2 separate regions of the Homo sapiens genome follow, and region 2 is linked to region 1. A link is a loop called in an ENCODE intact Hi-C map of the cell type or tissue named here. Cell type or tissue: psoas muscle. All regions are shown on one strand. Each heading gives the region's core, and the rest is flanking DNA. Links, peaks and the distances in the headings are about the cores only. Region 1 overlaps TM4SF4 (transmembrane 4 L six family member 4). Region 2 overlaps TM4SF18-AS1 (TM4SF18 antisense RNA 1).

Evidence for each region. Hi-C counts contacts between places; a loop is a spot of excess contacts. Peaks named below come from ENCODE experiments on the same cell type or tissue, not always from the same donor. Only the 100,000 strongest peaks of a DNase experiment are listed, where the experiment ranks them.
Region 2: it touches region 1 in a loop (2.1-fold over the local background); 5 of 110 quality-filtered maps call a loop at or near these places.

The regions. Positions count from the first base shown.
Region 1 is chr3:149,478,964-149,481,768 of GRCh38, forward strand. All of the region lies in intron 2 of TM4SF4 (transmembrane 4 L six family member 4), which reads left to right. Among named protein-coding and RNA genes, the nearest start is that of TM4SF4, 5.7 kb to the left of the region's middle. RefSeq lists an enhancer at 1,439-1,733. In psoas muscle, for the core only: a CTCF peak has its summit at 1,639 (motif pointing left); a DNase peak (open chromatin) is centred at 1,618; H3K27ac peaks cover 1,095 bases.
Region 2 is chr3:149,289,734-149,292,538 of GRCh38, forward strand. All of the region lies in intron 1 of TM4SF18-AS1 (TM4SF18 antisense RNA 1), which reads left to right. Among named protein-coding and RNA genes, the nearest start is that of TM4SF18-AS1, 6.4 kb to the left of the region's middle. In psoas muscle, for the core only: a CTCF peak has its summit at 1,650 (motif pointing left); no DNase peak of the experiment used is centred there.

The DNA of each region.
Region 1 (2,805 bases), core at 197-2,696:
ACCATGTTGGCCAGGCTGGTCTCGAACTCCTGACCTCAGGTGATCTGCCTGCCTTAACCTCCCAAAGTGCTGGGATTACAGGCGTGAGCCACTGCGCCTGGCCGATTGTTCTGTTTTTTAATCAGCTCCCAATTTTTAAAAATTCAGAGAGAGAACATTTTTTCCCCAAGAAATAAAAAATTAATCTGGCACCCCTAGCCTGCATTTTGGCACAACAGCACCCTTCACTGGGCCTGGCTGAGCTCCACAGGGCCCACCCTGGCTGCTCTACTCAGTTAGGGTCCCTTCCCTGCCCCTAAGACCATTGAGCTCATGCCCCCTGCTTCAGACTCTTGTTTGCTTAATGTTATGTTCTAAGGCTTTGGAGCATCAAACAATAATCATTTCTTTTTCTTTTCTTTTCTTTTTTTTTTTTTTGAGGTTATTGGGGGGTCTCACTATGTTGCCCAGGTTGGTCCCAAACTTCTGGAACTCCTGAACTCAAGCAATCCTCCCCACTCAGCCTCCTGAGTAGCTGGTGCTACAGGTGCTCACCACCTCACCTGGCTAATCATTTCTCCAAAATGAGGTATTTGCATTTTGTCAGACAAGAAGCAAAAACTGCAGACTAATTTGGGGAGAACTAAACTGCTGAAGTTCTGAATTATTTTCCAAAGGCTCACGCATTCCCCTCCAGGCCCCAGCTCCTTCGGGGACACGGGGCTTCTGTGGAGCACTGCAATAGGGAGCATTGCATAGGAAGCCCTGCAGGTGGAAAGGCCTGTGAGGCAGACACAGACTGGGCCACCAGCTGCTGGGCTGAATCCTCTGTCCTCTCTACAGTCTGCTTTCTGTCATTTATTTTCCCGGTTCCTCTCTCTCTTCTCTCATCTGCATTATATCTTTCTGGAACATTCCCCAGAGGCCAACTGCACCATTCTCTTCCCTTTCCTCGGGTAGCAAAACCAAGTAGGAGATAGGAGAAGCAGGATGTGGTGGCTGCAGAGATAAAGCAAGACAATAAGCTGGAAAGAATCTTGGATCACCTGATTCATAGTTTCTTGGTAAAGCCGAGAAAATGGCTCTCCTCTGAGGCAGAGCAAGACTGAAGCTGAGCTCCAAAGGCCTGCGCTCTTTCAAATAAATTAGGCTAAAGGAGAGCCGGGAAAAGTGAGCCCTGGAGCAAAAATAGTAAGAACCCCGGCCTGGGTTTGTTTTCAGGTCACAGCTTCTTCCTCCCAAACCCGAGATTCCCAGTGGCTTCTTGGCAGCATGTCGGTGGCTGGTCAGCATCTCTTGCCCTCTAATCCTTCTAAAAAATGGATCTCTTGGGGCGCAGTGGGGGAGCAAATTAATTTTGTCAACTCGTTTATGTTAAGTACGTATTTTATTAAGAGCCTTTTGTAAATCTTGGATTTGACTCAAAGGAGTGTCTTTAATAATGAGACCAAAGGTAGACTGATGAGGATATGTGTTGGGTAGGCATGTATTTCACCATCCTTAAAGCATATTAGATAGATCAAGGCCCGCCCCACCCACAGGCAGGGCCAGATGATCAACCTCCCTGTTTTGAAGAAAGGTCTTGGTCAGGTCCTAATGCGGTCTGTGTGTTGTGGTCAGCACTTCTTCCCGTGCCTGGCTCATCAGTGCCCCCTAGAGACACCTCCTGAGTGAGCGTTTCTGGGGACTCCCTCTTGCAGAGGTCCTGCAGGCCAAAAGCATCCCTAATCTACCTCCTCATTCCTTGGAATGACAGCCAACTTGAGGAATATTTTAGAAAGACATTTCCTTTAGAGAAATGGAATATATTGAAAGAAAAAAAAATAAAGTATGGAATTTTATTTCTTCTTTTTTCCAGATGTTTTCTCCCTAAGCTCCTATTTTTATTCTACTTCTACATATTTTATTTTATTTTTATTTATTTATATTTTGAGACAGAGTCTTGCACTGTTGCCCGGGCTGGTGTGCAAGAGGTTGGCGCGATCTCGGCTCGCTGCAACCTCCGCCTCCTGGATTCACGCGATTCTCCTGTCTCAGCCTCCCGGGTAGCTGGGATTACAGGCGCCGGCCACCACGCCCAGCTAATTTTTTGTATTTTTAGTAGAGACTGCATTTCACTATGTTGGCCAGGCTGGTCTCAAACTTCTGACCTCTTGATCTGCCTGCCTTAGCCTCCCAAAGTGCTGGGATTACAGTAGTGAGCCACCACGCCGGCATCTTCAGTAAATATTTTCTATGCTTCAAAATCCTCTGCTACAAAATGGATCCTGGCAGTTACTGTCTCTCATAAGGATGTTGTAAGTTCTAGGGGAAGATTTTGCAAGCATTTGGTGTAAGGGAAGTACCAACTAAGTGCCTAGGGTATGGAGGACACATAGATCCTCAATAAGTACTTGCTGGATGGATGAAGTAAGTGAACACCTAGGAGAGGAAACGGGCTTCCATATTTATCACACTCAATCCTCACAATAACCCTGTGAATTCAGCATTAAACTCCTCATTTTATAAATGAGGAAACTGGGGCTACTGCAAGTTAAGTTTCTGACTGCCACTTCCCCCACTCCCTTCCCAAGCCTAGCACAGGCAAAAAATAGAGGATATTAATTTTTAAGAAGAAAAAACACTTCAGGTAATCTCTATTCCTCCTTACTAAGGAGGAATGTCCATGCCCTAAGGACATGCTTTGGCCAACATAAGCACCTACATGACCCCAGGACACACCATGTGTGGAGACAGCTGGGATCTGATGGTACCTGTCTGTCTCCAGAGCCCAACAGAAAGGGAGATCTTCAAGCTGGCAATTGGTGAGTTAGAGGACATATGATC
Region 2 (2,805 bases), core at 295-2,794, 190 kb before region 1:
ACCATCTGGCAGTTGGACCATTTCCGTAGACATGAGTACTGATGGTCTGAGACCTCATATATGCAGGCTTTCTACACCTTGCAAGGCAATCCAGACTTTTGCTGACAGTGTAAGATTGGTCCAGGCCTGCTGTTTGCCATCTCAGGAAAGGCTGCAAGGGGCAAGCCGAGAGAACTAAAGATACAAATCCTAGAGCAGGGGAGCCAGCTCCCTCCAGCCCTGCTCCTCTGGGTCCACCCAACCTCCCTATCCAGCTTCAGCTTCTCACTTGCTCCCTCCTAGAAATCCTCACCCTAGACAAGCCCCAGTCTCAATCTTGCCCCTCCAACAGATGCCTGTTGAATCTGACCTCAGTAAGGTTCAGGTCCCCTTCTCTCTACTGGACTTAAAGCAAATTAAGGGGGGATCTTGGCAAGTTTTCAGATAACCCTGGCAGATATATAGAGGCTTTCCAGAATTTCACCCAAGTATTTGAATTCTCCTGGAGAGACGTTACTTTACTTTTGAATCAGGCCCTAATGGACACTGAGAAGCAGGCCACTCTGCAAGCAGCAGAGAGATCTGGGGATGAGCTTTGTATCATATATAGTGTCAGAAAGGGGATGAACATTATCCAACTGGAAGAGAAGCAGTACCAATGGATGACACTGGATGGGATCCCAATGATGAAATGGGAGACTAGAAGAAGAGGCACTTTCAGGTGTGTATAATGGAGGGCTTGTAAGACTAGGAGCAAGCCTCTCAATTATACTAAGTAATCCATGATTGACCAGAGATTTGATGAAAATCCCACTGCCTTCCTGGAAAGGCTAAGAGAGGCCTTGGTAAAGCACACCTCTCTATCTCCTGATTCTGTTGAGGGACAACTAATCCTAAGGGATAAATTTATTATCCAGGCAGCTCCTGATATCAGGAAGAAGTTGCAGAAATGGGCCCTGGGACCAGATAGTACTTTGGAGACCCTTGGTAGATAGTACTTTAGTAGCCACCCTGGTCTCTTATGATAGAGATATGGAGGCCCAGGAGAGACAGAGGAATTACTGGAAAGATACAGAGGCTTCAATAGCCACCATGCAAGCCCACAAACCCCAGAATTCCCAGGGTGCACCTGTTAACTGCTACAGATGTGGCAAGCCAGGGCATTTCAAGAAGGATTACCCAGGCAGCACGAGGAAGCCACCTCAACCCTGTCCAATCTGCAATGGGGACCATTGGAGGGTGGACTGTCCCTGGGGATGCTGGTCACCAGGTTCAGAACCAATCTACATGATCCAGCAGCAGGACTGATGGGTCCTGGGTCTCCTTTCCCTGGCTCCAGTGGTCCAGACCATCATTACCATCCAGGAGCCCCAGGTAATTCTGGAAATTGAAGGGAGGAAATTTTTGGACACCAGGGCTGGTCTCTTGAGTTCTCCCCTCCAGTCCTGGGCCCTTCTGCTCTCTTAGCACAATCATGAAGTGTGTCTCAGGGAGGACTTTAACCCGATATTATCCCCAACCCCTTAGTTGTAGCTGGGGAGACATTTTGTTCACCCATGCTTTTCTAATTATGCCTGAAAGCCAAACTCCTCTGTTGGGCAGGGATATTCTGGCCTGTATAGGGACCACCATCCTGATGGCCCCTGGGCAAACTCGTTGTCTCCCCCTAGTGGAGACTGATATTAACTCAGAAGTTTGGGCAACTTGAAGGAAGATTGGCTGAGCCACACCTGACATATTGGTCTGGGTTCATCTTAAAGATCCCACCTCCTTTCCTAACCAGAAACAATATTCCCTGAAACCAGAAGTTAGGAAAGGACTAGAAGCCATCATTGATGACTTGAAGATGTAGAGCCTCCTCAAACCCTGCAACAGCTCTTGTAATACCCCAATATTGGGGGTACAAAAACCCAACAAGGATGAAGACTAGTTCAGGACCTCCACCTTGTTAATGAGGCTGTGGTTCCAATACATCCAGTGGTTACCAATCCATATACCCCACTAATTCAAATACCTGAGGGGACTAAATGGTTCACAGTTCTGGAACTAAAGGATACCTTCTTCTGCACACCTTTACACACTGACTCCTAGTGTTTGTTTGCATTTAAGGATCCCTCTAACCAAACCACCCAGAACACTGTTACCTCAGGGGTTCCGAGACAGCCCCACCTTGTTTGGCCAGGCATTATTGAGAGACCTCTCTGAATTCCTTTATCCTCAGGTTAAAGTTTTACAATACATGGATGACCTTCTCTGCGCTCCAACTGAGGAAATCTCTTAGGAGGGCAGTAAGGCCCTTCTTAACTTTCTGACTAACAGAGGATATAAGGTTTCAAAATCTAATGCTCAGGTATCTCAGACTTCAGTGAAATACCTAGGTCTGGCTTTGTCAGAGAGGGCCAGGGCATTGGACAAAGAGAGGATTAAGCCCATCTCCTCCTTTCCCTTCCCTAAAACCCTCAAGAAACTGAGGGAATTCTTACACATTACAGGATTCTGCAGACCATGGATACCTGGGTACAGTGAAATAGCTTGTCCCTATTTCACCTAATAAAGGAGACTCAGACAGCTAAATCTCACTGTCTAATTTGGGAACCAGAGGCTAAAAAGGCCTTTGACCAACTAAAACAAGCCTTGCTTAAGGCACCAGCCCTAAGTCTCCCCATAGGGAAAACATTTAAGCTTTATGTATCAGAGAAAAGTAATGGCACTGGGAGTTCTAACACAGACCTGGAGTTCAGCCCAGCAGCATGTAGGCTACCTGAGTAAGGAGCTTGATTTGGTAGCCACATGATGGCTAGCCTGACTCTGGGCATTCACAGCAAT